5 separate regions of the Mus musculus genome follow, and regions 1, 2, 3 and 4 are each linked to region 5. Evidence: chromatin loops called from intact Hi-C (ENCODE). Cell type or tissue: heart. All regions are shown on one strand. Region 1 holds the start of Mylk4 (myosin light chain kinase family, member 4). Region 2 has its middle 100 kb from the start of Mylk4. Region 3 has its middle 2.8 kb from the start of Wrnip1. Region 4 overlaps Gmds (GDP-mannose 4, 6-dehydratase). Region 5 has its middle 14 kb from the start of Foxc1.

Region 1 (5,000 bases), 990 kb before region 5:
CATTTCCCTCTTTCGACTTCCCCATATTCCTCCAACATGTCACCCTCCCAACATTGTTTCTTTCTAAAAGGAATGATTTTCCCTTCCCCAGAAGCAGTTGCTAAAGAGGGGTGAATCATGGAGAACACTCTTACAGCCAGTTTCATCTTGTGCAGGTCTTTTGAAGGTAACCACAGGGTACATAAGTATGAAGTGCATCACAGCCGTCCTTCATACACTCCAGCTCTTACATCGCCTCTGCTTCAGTGATGTTTCCTTAACCTTGATAAGCGGAGAGAGGGAAAGGTGGCGGAGTGGATAAAGACATCCAGTTTAACACAGAATTTGGTTTTACAATCAAGGATTTCTTAGCTCTGTGAAAGGCTGTTTTCCTCTGTATATATTTTTTAGAAGTCATATAAGTCCAAAAATGTCAAGGAAACACTGGAGTGCTGGGACTGCTCATACCTTTACTTTTAGTTTTTCTAGGCATAATGAGCATCTTTAAGCATTTCAGAGTCTGTGGTGGACTTTAGGTCCTGAGGCTAGCAAGGATATGAGCATGCACATAGCACCTAGACAATTAAATGTTGTGGTCAACTATTGTACCAGATAGTTTGTATTCCAAACCATCAAGCTTGAACAGTATGACTTAACAGAACTGTGTCACTGATGCCAAAGTTTATAAGACAGACAGCTAGGACACATAGATACAATCAAAATTATTTTCTCTGATGACTAAGTAGCAAATGCTGAGTATATATTATATATGGGAATATCCATATGTACATGGCTGTACAAATCTGCATCTCCAACCTACACCCTATATGTAGATCTCCGTTTCTATGATGTTGGGAGCCTGTTTCTATGGCCTTCCATAGTCATCTCATATCACTTCACCTTTGTCCTTTCAGGTATGCAGAAGGAATCTGTAAATCATCCAGTTTATGGTCTCCCCTTTATACCCTGTGCCTAATCCATCACAAATCTTGTTGGCTCCAAACAAAATGTGAAAGCATGCATGGGATTCTAGAACCAAATCGAGGGGGGGGGTGGAGAAAGTTAACTATTGGGTTTTGTTAATAATAGTGCATCTGCTGGCCCCGAATCTCTAATGCTTGTGACTAAGAGCCAAGGATATAGGAATCATGACTTTATTTGTTTTGGTCTGACTGGAGGCATGGCCACATACATCTTCCTTATTCTGAGACAGATTTGTTGTTGTCAGCATTCATACACATGCCTATAGAAGTTGGTAGCCTGAAGTCAGTTCAGCCTTTTGAGAATGCTTTGTGGAATAATGTATCTTCCTGAAGAACTAAGTTTTGGAATCCTAAAAAAATAGCAACAGTTCTGCTTTTCAAATAAGATTCTTCTAAAATCCTTCAAATACTACTTAAAATGGAAAACACTCATTTTTGTCTTGACTAGAAACATTGATCTAAACACACACACACACACACACACACACACACACACACACACAAGCAAAGGGCCAGAGGCTACCTGTGTAGCAATGGGACACAGAGGACTTCATAAAGGCTAAACAAGACGTGACAATTGTCTGGGTTGTAAACAATTAGAGACTGCTTATAATGTCAGTTTTAGCTTATCAGCAATGGAAGTTCCATATCAAGTGTATACATCTATGAATAGTAGACCTGGGAAGGTGCTTGTTTTCATGATAATTTGGAAAGAGTTGCAGTGTTACTCACAAGAATCTGTGAGAAACATGCCTCTAGTCTTTGTACCTTCCTGGATATATATGCCTTTGCCTTTCCCCCTGAACTAGGGAGAGTTGGAGACTTTTCAAATAGTATTATGATGGAGTAAATTAAGCACTATTCACTAAATGCATTCAGAAGGCCCCATACTACATTCGAATCACTTCAAAGTCATCAAGACAAATGTTCCTGGGACTTTGAGCTCCCATTCCTTTCGTCCTGGCAGCTACAATCATGTCTGAGAGGAGTATGCGACCACCCAGCACAAATCCAGCCCGGTAATTACAAGGGGCGGAGAGGGGAAGGTAAAGGTGATATTTCATCCAGTGTTCTCAGTTCATCCTCTCCTTACCTGACCTTTGAAATGGAGCCATCAGCTTTGAAAGGCCTGGCATCTAAAATTAATATTCTTCCCCATCTGACTAAGGAAGGAACAGCTGAGCAACATGAGCTCAAGGAGCACATTGGTTTAAACAGGGGCTCGGCGTGGCATTTGAGAGGGAAGACACTTCCTCTGGTGGTAGACACTTGCCTTGCTAGATGACTTCTGCCCACTGAGAGTGAAGTCTCTTACTGCAGAGTCCTGCAGTCCCTCTGAATTCTGCAGATCCCTGTTATCGGCCGAAAAGAATCCTCTACTTGCGGAGTGAGTGGGTCAGACTCCAGGATGTCCTCCTACAGATGGTAATCACTTCTGTTTATTGTTAGAACTGATCCAGTTGCATTTTTCTCTCTGTGCTGCTTTAATTAACAAGAAGTCGTTCCAAACTGCAGGCAGAGCTCAGTGCTTGGTATTTCTGTACTGAATGATTGTGTGCTAAACCTAAACTTCTGTCTTAATATGTCAAGTTTTGAGGCTTCCTAGTCTATTTTTGGTATTACCTGCAATTCAACATTATATCTTAACCACAGTTCACCATTAAACAGAAATGCATCTGTCTTCTTATTTTAAGAAGTTCCTCCTGCCAAGAAAATGTTAAAAAAAAATACTAATAATGGTCTATAATGAACCTGTAGAGTTCTAGTTGATGTTATCTGCATTTTTTAAAATGTAAGTTCTTTAGGCAATATATACAAATTCGTAGAGTATTTAAAATACCTTATAACTCTAGGAGGTTATTTTACTCTATGAATTGTAAAAATGAAGTTCCACTGGGAGATTGAGAAATGATTATTACAAACTTCAGCGAGTTTCCAGCAGGGGGCCTCAGGGGCTAGCCACTAGAAAGCCCAAATTCAAATCTTGTCTTAATCTTTGTCTCCTTGTATAGCCAAGTAATACATAAATACACAGACGCATTTATGTGTCTAGAATTAAGTGTTACTTTGTTGCGTGTACATTACTGAATTTGTAAGGAGAGTATTTTAGAGAGAGCATGGGCAGCCGAGCTCAGTGTGCAGCTGTTAGTAAAGATGCAATGAAAAGTGGCTGTATTCTTCCTCTGAAATGAATTTCTTTTAGGAAAAAAAAAATCAATACAAATGTCTTAAGATGTAGGCAAGAGGAGTGGGGTGTGGCTCAGAGGTAGAGGTGTTTGCCTAATTTGTGTGGGTTATTGGGTTTAATCCCTAGCACTGAATACCTTAAAGAGGATGCAGGCAGAAAATCCCTATGGTGACACTGCCCAAGAAGGAGTCACAATTTCCAAAGGAAGAGGAATTCCCTCTTCTGAGACCAACCTCTCTTTCTTGTAGGGCTGTGAGGAGAAAGCCATGCCATCGAAGTCTAAAACCCCAGTTCTCATACTGTGTTTTAACCGGCCACTTGACATGGTGTCAGAGTTTTTAATTTGCCCCTTATGTCCTGCAGCTTGGCTAAATTTTAGTTTGTGAAGAAAAAAAAACTGTTAATAAATAGACATCTAGAAAACAAAAACAAAAACAAAAACAAAGACAAAGACAAAGACAAAAACAAAAACAAAAACAAAACATGCCCCTCACAGCATGGGAGTGTGAAACTCAAAGGGGGGGACAGCATCCTGGTCCTTTATTGAAAGCCTGAAGAGACTGAATTTTGGACTTTTTGGGCGCGGGGAGGAAGGAAGATCAAAGAAAAGTGCACAAACATCTCGGCTGCAAGTGAAACCTTTCAGATGTCAGCCTCCCATGGTCATCTCTGTTCAAGGCAGGTGTGAGGCCCACTGTCTCTTCTTCAAGCAGCAGTGAATCAGTCTTTCCTGAAGGGGGCATATACCAGACAGAAGAACCTCTATAGTCATCTATTACTTCTTAACCTAGATGATATAAATTTCCTTTTACAAAAGGATTTTCCCAGATGTTCCTATGTGTAAAAGGCCTGTGGTTTATTTGAATAACCAATTTGAAATATACTGCATAAACAACACTGGGGTCCTATTTCTTACTTTTTCTCAGTGTATGTCTTGTTTAATGCAGTGAAGGATGCGCACAGCCACCTGGCATGGTACTTCTTACTATTTGAATCTCTGAGAAAATGCTAAAAAAAAAAATAATAAAAATAAAAATAAAAATAAAAATAAAAATTGTTGTTTTCCTTTTAAAAGTTCTAGCAGTGGAAAAAGTTTCCATGTGAATATCCAGGTTGCTCCTGATTTGGGAAGTTGATGGAGAATAAGTGACCTGAAGGTTTTGTTTCTTTGTTTCCTTTCTTTATAGTCAAGAGAAGGGAGTGCTGAGCAGTCATGATTGTGTCCTCATTTACAAATCTGAGACAGAGGGAGATGAAAGCCCCACTCCTGACAGCAGCCTGATCAGGCTCACCACCAGTATGTTGAAGGTGAAGAGGCTGGAAGAAATCAGCTCGTGCCACAGCAGCAACCCGCTGGAGAAGGTGGCGTTTTTCCAGTGCATGGAGGAGGTGGAGAAGGTGAAATGCTTCCTGGAGGAGAATTCGGGGGATCTGGACCTGCAGTCTGGAGACAATGAGGTAACCATGTTCTACCTTACCTCTTGGACAGTGCCTTTTATGTTCAAGTTCAATGTTGTCATGTGTGTGTAGGAGGAAGGAAGCTTGCAAAACAGATTTCCATTCCACTTGTCTGAGGACTGTGGGTAAACTCTACCCTTGAGTTGGGTTGATAGTTTGGAAGACTCTGAAAGTGCATTTTCCCTGCAGTGCTGAGGAGTGTTGAAATGAGTTCCTGGGGACTGTAGCTCAGTGATAAAGGATGTGCATAACCTGCTGGAGGCCCTCGATTCCATATCATCACCCCTGTCAACCAAACATGCATGAGTGCATACATACATATTAATGGAATATGCTATAGAAAACGTGTTTCAGAGAAGGATCATGTAAAACGCAGGTTTGGGCTGGAAACT
Region 2 (5,000 bases), 890 kb before region 5:
AGTCTGAGTGGTCTGCTCCCAGCCTACTTCTAGGTGGCGAGGCCTAGGGTGCAGCAGTAGAGGGAAGCAGAAAGAATGGGTAGTTCTGGGGAAGGCTGTGTTTCACCGTGAGCTGGCTTTCAGGAGATCATGACTAACTGCGCCCACTACGACGCATTGCGTTCTGTTCCGAGGCACCGAGACGAGACACTGCCATTTTGTAAAGCTCCTAGGAAGAGTGTCACATCAGTCAGAAGCAGGCAGCCAAGCCACCTCAAGGTGGATGTGATCAAGAAACAGAAAATCCCAAGTTTGATCAAGGGCAGGAGAATACAGAGTTCTCTGCTTTGTCAAATTTTGATGTGAGAAACAGCCTGGCAGTTCTACTAAACAGATACAGAATTGGATGTAGGGTCTTGAACAGACATCTCTACTTATCCCCATCACAGTGTTATTTACACTAGATTAAGCAGGAGAGCGATCAGTGTCTACTGACAGGTAAATGGACGGGCATCAGTGGGGTATGATTCAGTCTCAAGTAGGAAAGAAATTGTGGTGCTTGCTATCTCGAAGAAGTTGATGACTTAGTGCTACACAAAATACACCAGTCATGAGGGGGCAAGTGCTGTCACCCCACTTCAGAGTGGTCAGATCCACAAGGACAGAATGCAGAACGCTAGATGAACACGTGAGGTTTCCAGGAGCTAGATAGCAGCAGTGGTTGCACATCAGTAGGAATGTTTATCTGACATGGTTCCAGCTGCATATGTAGCGGAGGATGGCCTTGTCATGCATGTATCAATGGGAAGAAAGGTCCTTGGTCCTATGAAGGCTTGATTGATGTCCCAGTATAGGGGAATCGAGGGCAGGGGAGGCGGGAGTGGGTGGGTGGGTGGAGGAGCATCCTCAGAGAAGCAGGGAGAGGGAGGATGGGATAGGGGGTTTCCAGGAGTAGGGGGAACTGGGAAAGGGGATAACATTTGAAATGTAAATAAAGAAAATATCCAATAAAAAAGAAAAAAAAAGAATGCTCATCTGGATGGTGACTGGCTCTAAAACTGGGTGGGCAATTTTATATTAGGTACATTTTGCTACCATTACAAAAACAAGATGCCCGTTAAAGCAGTGGACACTCGTTTCCATGGTAGAGGAGCCACACTCGCCCCCCTCCATTTCACTCTGGGCCATCACTTGCCAGGTCCACAGTGGGGAGAGGCTGAGATTGCAGAGCATAGTGTGGCATTCACACACATTCCTTGTTGTGTTCATTTAGAATTTCTTTCTTTTTCTGGGTTGCATTATTCGTTATTTCATTCCAAACCATCACTTGTCTGGGTCTGGAGAGATGACTCAGTGGTTGAGAGCACTTGCTGCTCTTGCAGAGGATGCTTGCTCAGTCCCCAGCATCCATGTGGTGGCTCCCAGCTGTTTGTAACTCCTGGTTTCCCTGAGTAACAGGCACACATGTGGTACGTAGTTATACGTGTAAACAAAATCCTTATGCCTATAAAACACAAATAATAAATCTTTAAAAATTAACCAAAAATGAAGCATCACTTGTTTTCAAGAGCAACTCTTTTACTGATCGGGCAAATATATCCCACGCAAGAAAATGCCCAACCACAATGAGGCCTTGCTGGCTTTTTGGGTTTTGTTTTGAGATAGACCTCATGTTGTCCAGACTGGCCTTGAACTCTCTGTGTAGCTCTGGGTCCTCAGATTTCCATGTCCAGATTGCTGGTGGGGCAAGCCTTCGCCAATGGCCTTAGCTCTGGTGCTTTGTCACTGATATACAGTATTTTTTTTCTAATTTGCAGAAGTTGGTTCTCACAAAGCTGTTCCTTTGGAAGAAACTACAAGCACTTAAAAAATAAAATAAAACAAAACACTGCCCTTCTTTTCCATGAAAAGCTGGTAGAATGAGAATCAGTAATCTGTTCGTTTATGGAGACAGAGAGTTAAGTATCTAGGATTATACTGCCTGGAGTGAAAAAATAACAAAAGGAATATGCTGCTCTGGACTCCAGTCCTCCACCCAACTCCCAAGCACACAGCAGGTTTTTTCCCACCCTAAACTGGAGGAGTTTACACCGAGCCATTGGAACTTTAAAGGGCCAGCCTGGGAAAAGAGGCTTCATCACACTTACACATTTGCTCACCACTGACGGTTCTCACAGGGGAGAGTAGTGAAGCCCGGTTTCTGGTTCCTGGAGAGCCTAAATTATGAGTTTATAGATGGAGTACACAATGTGAAAACTAGACATAAAAACGTAATAAAATAAAGGAAAGGAAACACATTCTAAAACAATTGAATATTTACATGAGTTTTTTCTTCTTTGAGTCTTTGTAACCTCAGGGCCTCATGGGGAATTCCTTACATTGTTCAATTATGGTTTCTTTGGGATTAGTGGGAAACGTTAGTGAGAGCCCCCCCCCCCCCCCCACGTCCAGCCTGCAACCTATGGCTGTCTTACTCAAGTAGACCACCAGAGGGCAATGTTGTCATTCACTAGCACGCTGCGCCCCACCCCATGGGACTCACAAGCTCTTTCCAGCCTCTAGTGCTTATAATACTTCGTGTTATTATTTTTTTATTTTAAAAGCGCTATTCCTCAGCAGATTCCTCTTCCCCTCCCTGTTCCCAGTTGCTTCAGAGAACCTCGCAGAAGTAAGCACAAGTAAGAGGTACAAACCACTCAAAGGATAGGGTGGTGGACTGACGGGTGTGCTCAAAGGGGTATAGGGAAAAAACATGGAGGCACAAGACCTGACCAGAGCATGGAGTCTTCCTCACCAAGCAGGAAAAATAATTGTGTTCAGTGGGGTGCCTGCACGAACGTATTTTCATAAGAGGAAAGATCAACTTTGAACGTTAACAACCTATGCACTCCCTGGTAGCCAAGGCATTCTGGGCCAGAATCAGCCCTGGCATTCGGTCCAGCCCTGTTTCTGGCTTCAAACTATTGTGTTCTTAAAATTTAAAAACAAGACCAGCGTATTGAAATTTTTCTCTCTACTACAAAATTGTAAGAGGTGGTGGGGAAGGTGACCAGGAATAGTTGACAGCACAATAAAACACTAATGGGTTCCTGCGGTGTTATGTCAGAAAAGACAACTGAGACCCCAGAGAACTAAGATTAGCCAGAGGGTGTAGAACGGGTGTCTGTGTATCCCTCTCCTTCACTGGGGTCTGGGTATGGATGACACCCCGCTGAGGCTCCCCATTCCTTATCTGAAGACAGGAAAGCTGTCCAAGGAGACCTGTCACCAGCTAGCTTGTCAACTTTCTAACAATTGGATTCCGAAGAATGGAAGGTAGGGGCGTGTCAGAGAGAAAAAAAAAAAAAGAACAAAGGACTTTGCCGTGGGCAGAGAGCTCGGCCTTGTGTATGGCTGAGCTGGCGTTTCCGTGGTGGGCCCAGGTTTCGGTTGTGTAACCACCAGCCAACCGTCATCCCTCAACAATGAAGGCCTGGTGAGGGCTAGCTAGCCTATTTTTGTCTCACGAATTTGTGGACTCCATTCAAAAGGTCTGTGGTGCCAAGTCAAAGTGAAGACAGGTTTGACTCACAGCCACCTGGCTCTGGCCTTGGTGGGTGGCATTGGCAGGGAAAGATGGCCCGGAGTGGCATGCGGGGGTATGCACTTGTGACTCAGGTTGGTGCACATTCTAAAACCTGGATGTGTGGCAAGAACATTCTCTGTCCGTTCCCATAGCCTCCCTGACGCCCTCGCAACCCATGTCAGAGCATTGGAAAGTAGGGACAAACTTTCCTGGGGTTTGTCTACCCTGACAGGAGCAAGTGTGTGGAAAGTGAGTCTCTCTGATGACTTGGGGTGTTTAAAAGCAATTTGTTTAAAGCCTTCACCACTTTCTGAGTCTGCTTCTAGATGTCTGGAATATAAATCATTGAGTTTACATTTCAGATAATCAGAGGAGATAAGTACTATTGCACCCATTCTGTAGATGTGGAAACTGAGGTCCTCAATAGTTCTCTGACTCATGCAGGTCACAGCTGATGGGAATAGTTTTGGAATCTGAAGTCAGACTTCAGATTTAGAACCTTGTGTTCCTCCCCTCTTATTTTCATGTTTTCTTCCTATTTAAAAAAAAATACTTCATAGATTTGATAAAATAAAGCAACAACTCAAATGCCATCCTCTGGGGCTATTCAGGGATGAAGAATGACTGTGCTGGTAATCCCAGTGGTTGGGAGACTGGGGTAGAAGATTGGGAGTTCAAAGACAGCTCTGGCCTCAAGATAGATAGATAGATAGATAGATAGATAGATAGATAGATAGATAGATAGATAGATAGATAGATAGATAGATAGAGTGGGTGGGTAGATGGATGGATGGATGGATGGATGGATGGATGGATGGATGGATGGATAGGTAGGTGGGAAGACAGGCAGACAGATGGGAAGAAAGACAGAAAGACACAAATATAAGAAGAAGGAAAAAAAGACTAGGCAAAGTTTCATCAGTTACAATAACAAACAGCGCCACACTCCCAGCCAATCTGAAGTGTCCCTTCTCCTTTCTGAAACGCCAGTAAACAACCCCACAGGCATCTGAGGGCAGAGCTGAGTGATTTTACAATACTTGGCACCTAGAGCCTCAGTGAGCATGGCTTTGTTTTTACTGTTGAGCAAAATCTGTTGTGTTCCGATTGATTTCCTTTTCTGAGTCAGAGCAGAGACTCGCACTATGACTTGGCTGTGGAATATTCATGAGGTCCTAGTGGAAGAGGCTGTGATTTGATTTTAATGCACGTTGACTAATGGCTTAATAATCCTGAAGAGAACTGACAGAGCCCTGATAATAGAAGAAGAATTTGGGTTGCAAGATCTGAAGACATTGATATCCAGGGAGGTCAGAAGATTAAAGATGAGATAGTGACTTCTAGGCATTGCATGTCAGGATGAGAGCTTGCTGCAGAGCAAACGCATCCTGAGGTCTCACTTATATAATAAAGGGGTCCTTGCTGTGATGCACACCTACCCTTCCTGCATTCAGAC
Region 3 (5,000 bases), 1.0 Mb before region 5:
ATTTGTAATAAAACTAAAACGAAGTGGAAATACCCCAGAAGTGCCTAGGAAGCTGGAGAAAGGGCTTCGACATAAACACACAAGAGCTACACAGGTAGACAAAGTTCAATTCCGAAGGCTGCTCAAGGAAATGCAATAAAAGGGATTCCCTCCCCTGTGCCCCTTAATTTTACTTTAGGACCTGTCGCCCAAAGTACTTGCTTAATAGTTATCTCTAGCTGATATAATAGTCGTAAACTGAAAATCACCGTTGTATCCCAATAACAAAATGATGGCAGGCAGTCCTTAAAGGTATTTCCAGCAGACAGGAGCAGGAAATGAGTACAATAGGCATTTATAAATGTATATTCTCTGGGTGTAGTGCTGTGTACCTTTAATACTAGTACTCAGGAGGCACTGACAGGTGGATCTCAGAGTTTGAGGCCAGCGTGGTCTACATTTTGAGTTCCAAGTCAGCCAGGGCTACATAATACAAAATTGTATTTTTACTTTTGAAAAGCAAATTTAAAAAGTTAGTGTGGTAGTCTACATCCATGTATTACTGCTTATGATTTTATTATGCTTTTCTGTAAGTTACTCCTTGGAAAGATGCAAAAGGAGCTGGAGAGGTGGCTCAGTAGTTAAGAGCACTTGCTGCTATTGTAGGTTCCTCTTTCAGTTTGCAGCACCAGGTCAGAGGATCTGGCTCCTTATTCTGGCCTCTGGGGGCACTACACCTAGGTAATGCACAGTCATACATGCAGGCAAAACATGTAAATATAAATGTAATACATCTTTTAAAATATTTAAATACATATAGGTAGATTGAGAGGAGTGTGACTTGTTAAGTTGCTAAGGCTGGAATTCTCAACCTGTACCTGGGGGCTACCAAAAACATCAAAATTTTATTATAATTGATTATTGCTGATAATCAGAAATTAAATGTGTTAAGGGAAAGCAAAGACTTATGAATCTTGTCAAAATTTGAGTGTGTATTTACTTTACCACCCAACAGTATACAGCAAGTTACAGTAGAAACTTTTTATTTACTGTTTTCCCACTGAAGGTTTAGTTATCTTATGCTATGAAGTAAACTGGCAATAGCTAATGTGACGTGAGTTACAAATTCTGTTACATACCTAAGTGTAGAACTCATCTGTTCCCGTTCTGGCTCCCAAATAGCTGACACAAAGAACTATTAAGTTTAATAACAAGAAGCAAGCCTAAGCTGGACCATTCTGGGCTATTCTAACCCTCTAAGGCTGATAATACCCAGACAAATGCCCTGTTAACATGCCAATCTGGTCTTCCCCTGGCTCACTCTGGTCCATGTGTGTCCTCATGACTGCTCTTTCATATCAACCTCATGGCAAACATTGGTCTTCTTGTCCCTCTCTTCCTTCTCTCTCTACCTGGCTGAGATCAGAAGTCCAGCCTTCCTATCTCCTCTGCTCAGCCACAGGCTGGTCAGCTTGTTATTACCCAATCAGAGATGATTGGGGAGCGTTTTTTTTTAAATATATATATATATATATATATGTAAATATATATATATGTATATGTATATGTATATATGTATATATATGTATATATATATTATGTGAGTACACGGTTGCTCTCTCCAGACACACCAGAAGAGGGCATCAGATCCCATTACAGATGTCTGGGAGCCACCATGTGGTTGCTGGGAATTGAACTCAGGACCTCTGGAAGAGCAGTCAGTGCTCTTAACCACTAAGCCATTTCTCCAGCCTCTGGGAAGTATTCGTTACACAACATGGATACAGGAGATGGTTCAATAATCAAGACAGTGCTAGCATCCATACAGTGACTGGATCTCTGGGCACAGAAATCAGATCTGAACATACAGTGCACATGACCAACCCTCAATGACTAAGATGCAAGAATAGTAGATTCAAAGAGAAACAAGTCGTGGGCTCATAGAGGAAGAAGTGGGGTTTCAGGGATAAAGGAAGGGAATCCAGTCTCTGGGCGCCCCCCTTTTTCTCCTTGCTTCCATTGTCTTGTGATAGAGATTTAAGCCAGGGTCTCGTACATACTATGTGTTCTACTCTATCTTCATCTTAGTCCTTTTGCACATGTCATTTCACACGTATAAATAAGGCAATTCTCCATATTGAGATACATAACTTACTCACAAAGACAAGAATAGAGTTGAGCCCTTTGAATGGCTATATGGTGAAAATGAACTACATTTAATTTCAAGTTATCTGGAACTGAGTGAGTCACACTGTGGCCCTTGGTAAAGCTACTTAACTTCTGACCCCATTTCCAAATATTAAGGAAGAAAATGACCTCAAAGTTCATTGTGAGAACAGAAGAAATAAGACTAGTATAATACCCCTCCCTGCATTTCTTCTCAAACCTTAGCTCTTTGAAGTTCAAGGTTTTCTCCACTAGGTGGTGATGGTACAAAAAATTAAACCATACCAGCAAGGACTTTAAAAAAAAAAAAAAGAAAAAGAAAAGAAAAAGAAAAAGAAAAAGAAAAAGAAAAAGAAAAAAAAAATCACTCCTTAATTTGTATTGCCTAGCCGAACTTAATTTATTTTTAAATCAGCATAAATACAAATACATGTAAACTCGCTCATAAAATTACAAAAAAAAAAATGTTTTCAAACCAAAAGCCTAGAATTGATTTTCTCCTTTAAAGAGGCTCTGATGGTTTCCATCTGTCTTTGAGTGCTTACTTTGAGCTGTGTATACCTCCTCCTCCTCCTCCTCCTCTTCCTCCTCCTCCTCCTCCTCCTTCTCCTCCTCCTCCTCCTCCTCCTCCTCCTCCTCCTTCTCCCTCTTCTTCTCCTGCCTCAGAAGTCAGAGTGGAGAATGTGGGGCCCTTAAAGACTGGAATAGACCGTCTGATTCAGAAGTGAGTATAACCAGAGTGGCATGCTGCTGTTCTTGGATACTGTGAGCGTCCTGGGGATGCTGAACCTCTGGGCATTGTCTTACGCCCTCATTTCAAGTCTAGTTAATTCCACCTGGCAAGCATCTCAGCCATCTTCAGTCACCTTCATCAAAGCTACCCCTATGGTCATCTGCTGCTACTGCTCCATGATTCTCCTGCCCTACCCAAAGCTCAAGTGTCTCGTTCCTGCATTTTCTTGAGTCTATGCCACATTGCTTATTACGTGTATCCCAACATATTGTAGATATTTTCTTGGTACTGCAAGTAGGACTTTCGAACGCTTTTCCTTACCTTTATTGATATAAAAATGCATGGATTTTTAAGAGTTAATTTTTTCATACTTGTGACTTCCTAGTAGTTTTAAGTGCTTTTGTACTGCCAGGGAAGTGTTAGTGAACACCCCCTCCCCTCCAAAAAATAAAAAATATAAATAAAATTTAAAAAAAAAAATGGGCTGGTGAGATGGCTCAGTGGGTAAGAGCACCCGACTGTTCTTCCGAAGGTCCAGAGTTCAAATCCCAGCAACCACATGGTGGCTCACAACCATCCGTAACAAGATCTGACTCCCTCTTCTGGTGTGTCTGAAGACAGCTACAGTGTACTTACATATAATAATAAATAAATCTTTAAAAATAAATAAATAAATAAATAAATAAATAAACAGACAGGAGCCAATTCAGTGCAAATCACAACAGGTCCTTTAATGGAGCTGGCTCAGGCCCCTCAGCCCACTGCTGACACACAGGATGGTTTTGGTGGAGAGCAGCCCTGAATATCTACCCGGGTGAGGCTTTATAGAAAGCAACAAGTGGGAGGTGAGTGTTTCTAGCCTGAGAAGCATCTAACTGGGAAGCAACTATGGTCTTTAACATAATTGGCTGGTGCTGGGAGTCAAACCATAAACTTAACTTTTGTTTCCCTCTGCATTGGTGGTCGTTGGCAGGGGGTGGGCTTGTTGGGAGTTAACCTGGAAACGCTGAGTTGTTGGGGGAGATTAACCTGGAGATGCTTGTCAGTTGGGGGTCAGCCTAGAAACTGGAGCTAGGCTCAGGTTTTGTTGGGAGGTAACTTGGAAACTAATGTTAGGTACCGGCCTGTTAGTTCACCTGAGTTCAAGTTCTCTAAAATGGAGTCTGAACTTAAAAGATTTGGTCTCTCACTTTTAGGTTGACACTGGGAATGCCAGTCCACTGTGTCGTGCACATAAAAGTCAGTGTTGTGGCACCAGATTGGTTGTGTGGTAAAACACAAAGGCCTTCTGTTAAAGATCGACACAGGAAGCCTGTTCAAATGTGTGCAGGCCATTTGTTGAGCTAGGTGCGGTTTATAGGAAGAGAGGAAAAACTGCTTACTAACCAGATGGTTAAGAAGGGGGACCACTCAGAGTTCTTGTGCTCAGGGGTAGACAGTCATGCTTTGTCCCAGGTTTCATGTTTTGCAAACTCCTTTCAGTGAGAAGTGTCTTGTTTTTATGTGAGTCTGTAACAGCAGGGGGCATCAGTTGAGTGAGCAGGTTTCTTCCACACATGTTCAATTAGAAATAGCTCATGTTTTTTTTGCTGGTTCTGGTAGGCTCTAGAGGTAGGTAGGCCCCGCAAAACATCTTCAAAGAGCTTTGTGCTTATTTGCTTTATACATAGTCTTTAGCCAATTTAATTTGTAGCACAGTTAAAAAAAAAATCTGATCTTTTTCTAGCTGGCACAGATCTTACAAACCTGGGGTTTTCCTGAGTAATAAGATGTCTGTGTTATGCAAATATGCAATGCCCAGTGTTCCCTAGGGTTGAAACTTGGAAAAACGCAGTGGAACTTCCTGGTGATGAACACACAGAAGCGAGAGAGGGTGGCATGCCTTTATTTGAGGAAAGGAGGGTATGGAGCGCTATGCCTTGGCCCTGGGCCTTACTGCTAGCAAAGGGATCTCTGGAGCGTTCCCCCAAAACTCGTCTGCTAAAGCCTTGTTTGCCAGCCTGTGGCACTGTCGGGAGATGAAAGAACCTTTATGAGCTGAATCCTAGTGGGAAGTAGGTCATTGGAGAGGCGCCTTTGAAAAGGATATTAGAATCTTAGCAAACCCTTCCCATTTCTTTCT
Region 4 (5,000 bases), 500 kb before region 5:
TGTGAATGAGGATACTGGCTTCTCACCAGTGTTTGGATCTTTGTAGGGAAAGCAAACCCGTTATCAAGCCTGAGTTTATTACTTCGCCTTTCTGCCCCTGTTCTTTGTATGTAGTCCCAGATATGAGGTTATAGACAGGGCACGAATGGCTAGGAAGGCTGACTCTGTGCAGCACTTCTCTGATAAATGACACTGTTTTCCTTTGAACCCAGGCCTTCTGATTCTGGTGTGTGTTATCTTCTACCTGTATTTGTGTTGTTTCTGGATCACACCTTGAGGAGAAAGTGCCTTCCATCTTTATAGGTGACAGTACTTGGCTATTCATACTGTCTTTTAGACTTTACAACAGCTCTGCCATTGATCTCCTAATGCTGGCTGTGTCAAGGGGCACCTGCAATTAGGAAATTCGACAAAAATACAGCCTTGCCATCCTGTTTAGAGTGCTTCCAGGAAGTAGGATACTTAGGTTTTCCGTGGGGTAAATGTCAAGTGTCCATCACACATTTGATATGCCTACACCAAAGCCAGAGCTTCTCTAGCAACAGTGTTCCCTTGTGAAGTGGAACAGTGTAGAGCCAAGCAGGTCTTTTACTGGAAATGTCTTCATTTTTATAGACCTGGCCCCTGAAGTGGTCAGGTTTAGCAACTTTGGAGACCACACAGGGAGTAGGGCTGTGAGAACAGCTGGCAACAAAGCCCCCTCCTACCAGCCAAATGGTCTTTCCCTGAAACTGTCTACTTTCCTCAGGAAACGAGTCTTTTAATAGCAGTCTACCCTGCACTGAGGACCTGGGCTAGGGTATGAATAGAGAGGCATCCTTTGAAGCCTTCTTTCCATTCAGCATTTCCACTCAATGAGCTATGTGGTCTTTGAATCTCTGGGATGAGTCAGGAATGTGGCATGCTTTGAGAGGAGCCTGGAGGGAAGCCTTTGGCATCTGTGTCTGGTACACATCCCAGTACATCCAGAGGTGGGAGTAGAGCTTATAATGGTTATGTGAGCTTCCTAATTGCATTTCTTTAATGTGGAGTTTATTGATTCTACACTGAAGAGGAATGAGGGAGTTGTAGGAGGCTAGAGACTGCTATAGACTTCACCTACTTAATAGTTCAAAGGCTTACCTTATCCTTGGCTTTTTAAAAGACTTTTTTGAGCATATATTAATTATATGCACTAGTAGGCTTCATTATGGCATTTTCATAATGTACATAATGTATGTCAATCATATTGACCCATTATCATGTCTCCTTTCCTACTCCTAGTCCATTCCTTTTCCTAGTTATCTATCTTATTTCATGTTGTGTATTTGTTTCTGTGTTGTGTGTATTGTGTGTGTGAGAGGGAGAGGGAGAGGGAGAGGGAGAGAAATTGATTCTTGCTATACTACCTAGACGAGTCTTTAGCTTTTGGACTCAGGTAATCTTCCTGCCTTTGCCTGTCTTAGTAGTTGTGGCTACAGGCAAATGTCCCTGTGCCCCACAATGAAAGATCAGTGCACTATCTACTTTTGTGTTGCTGACAGGACCATGATCGTTTAGAAGTTAAATTAGCCTTTTCCTGAACTTCCTGGAACTAGGCAAGAAGCAAATTCCACAGGAAATCATAAGCTGCTACTTATATTTTTATTAAGAAGATTTTCTAAAACACTTATTGAGTTGGTTTGGATTTATGTTGAGAAAATATAACACAACTTGGAGATGCCTAGAGTGGGTTTTTGGGGAATGTGTTTCCTACTTAGTGGTGCACTTTTAGTGCGTCGGCATGGTGTTGGGGCTTGCGGTGCTCACCCTCACTGACTTTTGGGAACAATCTTCCTTGGGTGGTAGGCACTGAAGGCGTCATGCTGTATGCACAGGACCCAGTGTTTACCGTGTTATAGGAAAACAGGCCACCAGGTGGCTCCAGTATATAGTGTCTGCTGTGTTTAGTCCTCATTAAGTTTTGCTTAAAGTTGCTGTGCTTCAGATAGGGCATTTGATATGATATGAGCCATTGTCGGAGTTTATTTGCATTTCCACATATTCTTAGAATGCTGCAGCAGAATCATCACTACAGCTTTGAGTCATCACTGACTGACATTTACAAGGTTTTGACACAGACACCTCTGTGAGAATAATACAGCAGACTGACTTTTTTTTGGCTGAGATAAATAATAATCTTGGAATGTCCTGACAGTTAACATATTTATGACTTATTTTGACCTTTAATTTCCACATTTGCAGATAAAACAAATAAATAATATTTTTTCCTTTTTCCCTTTACTTCTTTTTGTAGTATTGGGGTTTGCTCCCAGAGCCTCATGCGCATGATATGGGCAAGCACTGTCTCATTGAGCTACATCTCTAGCCCTAGGTGTGCCTTTTCAATGCAAATTATGAGGTGGTTTATACTGTATTATTTCTCTACGTGCCTTCTTTAGAAAATAAAGAAGGTACACTATAGCTAGGAAATTAACATGTCAGTTTTATAGATTTAATATTCTCTCTTAAAAATCAAGTAGTTATTCATGCCATGGAAAGTTTCCATATAGCTTTCCACTTATGTCAGGAGAAAGTCTGAAAATATGTTTTTACTCTGTTTTAGCATATGTATACATTAAAGTTCAAGTATGCTACCCAAGTTCAAGTATACTCCCCTTAGCAGTCCAAGACATCATAGTTTTGGTTTTAATACTTTTTATTTCTTAACTTCAGAATCCCTGGAATTAAATTTTCTTTTGGTAAACTTAAAGCATATTGGAAAGTAACATACCTCAAAAGTTTAATGTCCACTTTCCTGTTTATTTAGGTCACAATTTTTAGGCAGAGTCATTAGGCTTTATCACTTCTGTTACAGAATAGGAAAAGTCTGTTTTCTTTGTATAAAATATAGGTTGGTTTTTTTTTTTTTTTTTTTTTTGCAGAAAGGTCTTTCCTATCAATTTCATATAAGTACATTTATCTTAGAAAAGAAACCAAGGTCTTTACTGATGTTATTAAAAATAATGTTTTCTTTTGCTTTATGGTAAAAGTTGATAATTCCAATGACAGTTTAAGAAGTGACTGTGGCTAACAGCATGATGTTTATTAAATATAGCTACTGTGCTTGGCAGAAATAGTGTTACTGAGTCTGAACGTATTTATATATTCAGTTAACTATGCTAATGTCTCTCTTTTATGCATGGTTAGTCAAGTACTAACTAAGAAACTGAAACAATGGATCTTTGTTAGGGTCTTTATATTTGCCAGGGGAATTAATGTGGTTTTAAAGAACTCCTCTGTTCATACTATATAAAGGAAGCTGTTTGAATTTTCCCCTTTCTTCGTGATTAGGAAAACACAACAACCAAAATATATATTTGTGGTAGCTCTTTTCAAACCTAGGGACCCTGGGTTGGCTTGCATATGGAACCATTTTGCTACAGTGATAAAGGGATTAGGCTGCAGAATGTTGATTAATAAAGAGGAGAATAAAAATCATAGAAAATGGTTTAAGGTACAATTTATTGTTATTATGTTTGTTTATCAGGTTTAAACTACAAGTTTGTGTGTGTTTTATTAAACTGTTCAGAGTGGGGTGTAGCTCAGTTCTTATATAGCATGTGAGAGGTGCTGGGTCTGACCCCACGGGACAGATGTCAACAGTGACAGTGCTGTATTAGGAACTAATTTGGATCTTTAAGAATGATGAGGTTGTTTTCCACAACTTAAAAGTCTCACATATGTGAAGGGTTTTTTTTTTTGCATTTTAATGTCATTTCTTGTATTAAAATTCTTTATAGTTTTTGTTGGTATGTTGCTTCAGAGATTACTGTGAATTTAAAATGTAATATTTGAACTAAAAGAGAATTGAGATGTGCAGTGTATAGAGGGGCCTTGATTGGCAGATCCTCCTCCTCCTCCTCAGTCCAAACTGCTGACAGCACTGATTAGGTCAGGGTTTCCCAGGACATGGGAACCAAGTAACTTGATTTGTATCATGACAAATTAAGAAAGACAGGTGATATTTATAATGGTCCCCCCCTCCCCGAACTTAAACTAAGCTTCCATTCTGGTGTTCAGGGGCCCATTTTGTGGGAATTTGCCAGTTTTCTGGTTAGGGAGTGAAATTTGTAGCGTGTAATAATTTCTTTTCTGAGCTGTGGATTGAACTCAGGGCCTTGTACTCTCTAGGCAAGTGCTCTACCACCGAGCTGAACCCCAAACCCCTAGATAATTTCCTTTAACTGCACATAACTTTTTAAAAAGCCTTTTTAATATTTCTATTAACAACAAAAAGTGAAACAAATTTCTTGGTCTGGAGCACTTGCAATTCATGCACTGAGGGCAGTGTGTTGCCACTGGAACATTTGGTAATGTGCTTGAAGGCTGGTGGCTCTTCTTCTAGCAGTAGTGGTATGTCGGTGGTGTTATAACTTTTCTAAAAAACATACTTTTATGTGTATGAATGCTTTGCCTGAATGGATGTATGTGCACTATGTGCCTTCCTGGTGCCTACAGAGGCTAGAAGAGTGTGTTAGATTCCCTGGAGTTGGAATTACTGATGGGGTAAGCCACCATGTGGGTACTGGGAATTAACCCAAGTTCTTTGCAAGAGAAACACGTGTTCTTAACTGCTGGGTCATTTCTTCAGCCTGTGTCATCATTTTTGAGATGGTCAAATTTGTAATAAAATATTTCTTACCTTTTTCTTTAAAGTCACACACTTTGCAATTCATATTTCATGTCTATATAAAAATCAAGTTAGTGTCTATTCTCAGACAATACATTCTTTTACTCACATGACTTTTCAGAAAGACTTCTAGTCATAATGAATTCAGGATAGCTTTAGGCTGTCCTGGATGTCATGAGACCTATATCATTCCTGATTTCCATCCACCAGTACTATTAGTATTCCAGTGATGTGACAGCCAAAATGGTTCCACAAATCCCTAGATTCTCCCTTTCAGTGCTGGGAATGAAGGCTTTGAGAGCCTGTGGTTAAGCCCAAGGGCATTACTCAGCTGAGCTCCTTTCAGCAG
Region 5 (5,000 bases):
TTCCATTTTTTATTAGGTATTTAGCTCATTTACATTTCCAATGCTATACCAAAAGTCCCCCATACCCACCCTCCCCCACTCCCCTACCCACCCACTCCCCCTTTTTGGCCCTGGCGTTCCCCTGTACTGGGGCCTATAAAGTTTGCAAGTCCAATGGGCCTCTCTTTGCAGTGATGGCCGACATACACTAGCAAGATTTTGCTGAAAGGACCCAGATATAGCTGTCTCTTGTGAGACTATGCCAGGGCCTAGCAAACATAGAAGTGGATGCTCACAGTCAGCTATTGAATGGACCACAGGGCCCCCAATGGAGGAACTAGAGAAAGCACCCAAGGAACTAAAGGGAACTGCAACCCTATAGGTGGAATAGCAATAGGAACTAAGCAGTACCCCGGAGCTCTTGTCTCTAGCTGCATATGTATCAAAAGATGGCCACAAGGCCCAGCATGAAGTGCTTAGCTGTGCCCCCATTTTACATTGATATGTGTGTCTTGTTGAAATCATAAAGAAGGGAATGCACAATACAGTCTCGGTGGGGAACCTTCAAAAATATCCCTGAAAAGAGAAATTTCCAAGATAGGAAACTTTAAAACGAAGATTATGATGAACGAGAAATGGTTCTATGGCTTTCCAACTAGACACTGAGGTTTACCGGAAGCAGAGCATCTGTGGAAGGCTGGGAACACTGTCCTTTACATAGCTCGGGGGCTACTTAGATCCACAAGTGCACATAAGTTATCAAGAATACACATGATATCTTCATCTGCCGTAGTGTGCGCTGGATGGCTCGCAACGGAGAGATTTTTTTCTACCTTTCTTGCAATGTTGTGGAGTGGAACCCAAGCACACTGGACAAGTTCTGGGTCCCGGAACTATCTCGAAGTCATACATTTGAGACATTTTCCCCCCTCATTAACCAAACAAAGTTTGAAGTCAACTGCATGTGCATTAACAAAAACATTAGCTTTCTGGGGTTGGCAGAACAGAGGGTGAACACTTTCTCCAGTGTGGATTCTGGGCTACTGCAAGGTTCATTTAGGCAAAAAAAACCTGTCAAAATGCAAATTTCAGCAATCCTCCAGGTAGAGGAATGAGGCTTTTGCCTGTGAAATCACTGCTTAGCTGAGAGTTGGTGTTGGCTGTTGATTGCAGTGTAGGCAGATGGAATTTGGAGACTGACTGCAACCTGAGACACAAGATCCCATCTAGAGCCTTCCAGAAAGTCCCCATAGACAAGGCTGGAAAGAGAAAGAAGCCAGTGTTGGTGGGGGAAGGAGAGGTGTGAACGGCCTGAAGTAATGTGGTGAGGGGGAAGAGATAACCAAGCCTAAAGCTCCCAGAGCGAGAAAAGAAGCCTTGCTTACTCCCATCACCGGGCATTGGGTTTCACACAAAGCCCTTTATCTCCCTGGGGTCTGATGTTATCACAGCTTGAAAACGGTAAATCGTTTATATAACATTTGCTGATTCACAAAATGAAGGTGCGGTGAATTAACCTAATGTGAGAGGGGCTCAGGCCCAAGTTGCAGGGAATATAGACTTCTCCTGTCATTTGCAGGAATATTATCTGTTGGGAAGCATGGCAGCAGGAAGGGGGGTTGGGGCTGTGGTGGAAGAGGGGGCCCGGCCCAGGGAGGCTGGTTGTCTAGGCTGTTCTTCTGGTTTCTCTGGGTGTGTGTGTGTGTGTGTGTGTGTGTGTGTCCATGAGTTTGTAGCAGAGGTGACTCTGGCTTCCTCAGTAGGAGAATTTTCATGAGGTCTTATCCTTTGGCAAGCTGATTGTTGGAGCTTTGCTGTGACGTTATATGAGAAGGAAGAGCCAGGCTTCTTATATATGTCAATCTTAAATAGAAGAATTGTTCTAAGACCAGGGAAAGGATGAAGAATCGACAAATTTGCTCTATTCAGTGCAGCCAACACGACGTCTTTTACCCTTTATCATTTACAGGGAAAAAGTCGTTCAAAAAAAAAAAAATCCGTTGCACCCAATTTTCGGCACACAGTATGTAAACAGTGCTGTTTAGTTAGGGTTTCATGTCGCGTGTGCAGTTGCTGTAAATTGTATTGTCAGGTTTTCTACCCATGTGTCTACTTATACTTGAAAGTAAACTATAATTGGAATTCAGTATGAAAGACAGGAGCCTGTGCTCTTATATATGCCTCCACGGAAGTTATTATTTCCCACCTTTCCATCTTCCTTTTTGCTCCCTACCCCCACCCGGCCTCCAGGAATCCAAGCGGCGGGCCCTTTTTCACGGACCAACTACGGGAAATGGGGTGGAGCTCTGGCGTCATCTAGTGGCAATGAAGGAGCTGTGCACCTGGGAGACTTAGAAAAAGTCCAGTTTCTTTCACACTAGGGCTTGGCTGGGCAAATCCCTGGCGGTGCTGCATGGCATTCACAAGCTAAGTTTTCCTGCTGAGTCTAGAGTGGCAATATGCGTCTTGGGCTTAAGCTTGAACCCTCAGAGAGAGTCTAGCCATCAAGGTAACTGAACACCATAGTATCTAATTGAGGTCTACATTAGTGGCTTGTTTCTCCAAGGTGGGCAAAACTAGTATCAATAGATCTCCCATCCCAGCTTCTGGCTATTATAAATAAGGCTGCTATGAACATAGTGGAGCATGTGTCCTTCTTACCAGTTGGAACATCTTCTGGATATATGCCCAGGAGAGGTATTGCTGGATCCTCCAGTAGTACTATGTCCAATTTTCTGAGGAACCTTCAGACTGACGTCCAGAGTGGTTGTACAAGCTTGCAATCCCACCAGCAGTGGAGGAGTGTTCCTCTTTCTCCACATCCTCGCCAGCATCTGCTGTCACCTGAATTTTTTGATCTTAGCCATTCTGACTGGTGTGAAGTGGAATCTCAGGGTTGTTTTGATTTGCATTTCCCTGATGATTAAGTATGTTGAACATTTTTTCAGGTGCTTCTCAGCCATTTGGTATTCCGCAGTTGAGAAATCTTTGTTTAGCTCTGAACTCCATTTTTATTGGGGTTATTTGAATTTCTGGAGTCCATCTTCTTGAGCTCTTTTGATTGGATATTAGTCCCCTATCAGATTTAGGATTGGTAAAAATCCTTTCCCAATCTGTTGGTGGCCTTTTTGTCTTATTGATGGTGTCTTTTGCTTTGCAGAAGCTTTGCAATTTTATGAGGTCCCGTTTGTCAATTCTTGATCTTACAGCACAAGCCATTGCTGTTCTGTTTAGGAATTTTTCCCCTGTGCCCATATCTTTGAGGCTTTCCCCCACTTTCTCCTCTATTAATTTCAGTGTCTCTGAGAAGCTGGAAAGAACCCAGATGTCCCTCAACAGAAGAATGGATACAGAAAATGTGGTACATTTACACAATGGAGTACTACTCAGCTATTAAAAACAATGGATTTATGAAATTCTTGGACAAATGGATGTATCTGGAGGATATCATCCTTAGTGAGGTAACCCAATCACACAAGAAGTCACTAGATATACACTCACTGATAAGTGGATATTAGCCCAGAAACAGAACACCCAAGATACAATTTGCAAAACACAAGAAAATCAAAAAGAGGGAAGACCAATGGGTGGATACTTCATTCCTCCTTAGAATAGGGAACAAAATACCAATAAAAGGAGTTACAGAGACATAGTTTGGAGCTAAGGATGGACTATCCAGAGACTACCCCAGCTGGGGATACAGCCCATAATCTGCCACCAAACCCAGACACTATTGCATATGCCAGAAAGATTTTCCTGAAGGGACCCTGTTATAGCTGTCTCGTATGAGGCTATGCCAGTGCCTGGCAAATACAAACGTGGATGTTCACAGTCATCTATAAGATGGAACACAGGGCCCCCAATGGAGAAGCTAGAGAAAACACCCAAGGAGCTGAAGGAGTCTGCAACCCTATAGGTAGAACAACAATATGAACTAACTAGTACCCCCAGAGCTCATGGCATATGTAGCAGAAGATGGCCTAGTCAGCCATCACTGGGAAGAGAGGCCCCTTGGTATTGCAAACTTTATATGCCCCAGTACAGGGGAATGCCAGGGCCAAGAAGCGGGAGTGGGTGGGTAGGGGAGCAGGGGGAAGGGAGGGTATAGGGAACTTTCGGGATAGTATTCGAAATGTATATAAAGAAAATATCTAATAATAATAATAAAAAAAGAAATCCCATCCCTTGGTTCTGAACTGCTGTTTCCATGAGAAGCATCAGAGGCTTGGACGGGTGCAAAGTTACACATGCTATAACAGGGCCCTTGGACCAGTCTGCCCCCATACGTCCCATCAGGACACCATATTCCCTACATTAATATATAGCCCATTACCACAGCAGGCTGTCCCTTTGGTGTCAGTATGTGGAATGAGATGGAATGTGGGTGGGCAGAGCTGTCCCTGTGTTCTGAAAAACAAAACAAAACAAAACAAAACGAAACAAAACAAAACAAAACACGGGCTGGCTCAAGCCCGAAGTAGAGAGGAAGTCCAAAGAATGGCTTCAGGTACATGAGTCTCAGAGGAGTCTGTACTAGTGTTCTCCAGGCATCTGTGTGGTTCGCATGAACGCCACATATGTGCATGCATTCATTCTCAGGGAGGAGTCTGTGAGAAGGTGGAGCCGTTTTCATTTGACCCAGGTGCCTGGCCAGAGGAAGTGGGCGCGGGGAGTAGTTCACCCTGGCCAGGCTATAACATAGCTAGGCATCCTTCTGCCAATCTCACTTTAGCTGGCTGATGTTTTCTGAGCTTCCTGGCAGCTGTAGATTTACACAGACCAGTAGAGCGACTACTGTTACTCCCCCGAGGACCATGAGTGGCCACCCGGCTAGCTAGTTTTTCACCAACTTGACCCAGCTAAGGTTACTGGGGAAGAAGGAATCTCAATTGAAACCAATACCTTCATCAAACTGGCCTGTAGGGGTTTTTCTTAATTAATAATTCATGTTGGAGGGCCCAGCCCACTCCTAGAAGTGCCACCCCCGGGCTGGTGGCCCCAGGGTTATCTAAGAAAGCAAG

Evidence for each region. Peaks named below come from ENCODE experiments on the same cell type or tissue, not always from the same donor. Only the 100,000 strongest peaks of a DNase experiment are listed, where the experiment ranks them.
Region 1: a loop joins it to region 5, with 4 times the contacts of the local background. A loop is called at or near these places in 6 of 42 quality-filtered maps.
Region 2: it touches region 5 in a loop (5-fold over the local background); 31 of 42 quality-filtered maps call a loop at or near these places.
Region 3: a loop joins it to region 5, with 5 times the contacts of the local background. A loop is called at or near these places in 10 of 42 quality-filtered maps.
Region 4: a loop joins it to region 5, with 7 times the contacts of the local background. A loop is called at or near these places in 21 of 42 quality-filtered maps.

What each region holds. Positions count from the first base shown.
Region 1 is chr13:32,781,166-32,786,165 of GRCm38, reverse strand. Mylk4 (myosin light chain kinase family, member 4) reads left to right here and starts at 2,202. Exons shown (of 15, transcript NM_001368880.1): 1 at 2,202-2,387; 2 at 4,338-4,608. The coding sequence starts at 4,450. In heart, a CTCF peak has its summit at 2,897 (motif pointing right); no DNase peak of the experiment used is centred here.
Region 2 is chr13:32,678,819-32,683,818 of GRCm38, reverse strand. No RefSeq gene overlaps it. Among named protein-coding and RNA genes, the nearest start is that of Mylk4, 100 kb to the left of the region's middle. In heart, CTCF peaks have their summits at 2,297 and 2,496 (motif pointing right); DNase peaks (open chromatin) are centred at 2,498 and 3,448; H3K4me3 peaks cover 193 bases; H3K27ac peaks cover 384 bases; H3K27me3 peaks cover 235 bases.
Region 3 is chr13:32,796,718-32,801,717 of GRCm38, reverse strand. It overlaps a transcript of Mylk4 not described here. Among named protein-coding and RNA genes, the nearest start is that of Wrnip1, 2.8 kb to the left of the region's middle. In heart, CTCF peaks have their summits at 696, 2,388 (motif pointing right) and 4,392 (motif pointing right); no DNase peak of the experiment used is centred here; H3K4me3 peaks cover 522 bases; H3K27ac peaks cover 607 bases.
Region 4 is chr13:32,294,554-32,299,553 of GRCm38, reverse strand. All of the region lies in intron 1 of Gmds (GDP-mannose 4, 6-dehydratase), which reads left to right. Among named protein-coding and RNA genes, the nearest start is that of Gmds, 41 kb to the left of the region's middle. In heart, a CTCF peak has its summit at 1,892 (motif pointing right); a DNase peak (open chromatin) is centred at 1,863.
Region 5 is chr13:31,789,984-31,794,983 of GRCm38, reverse strand. No RefSeq gene overlaps it. Among named protein-coding and RNA genes, the nearest start is that of Foxc1, 14 kb to the left of the region's middle. In heart, no CTCF peak of the experiment used is centred here; a DNase peak (open chromatin) is centred at 2,263; H3K4me3 peaks cover 979 bases; H3K27me3 peaks cover 716 bases.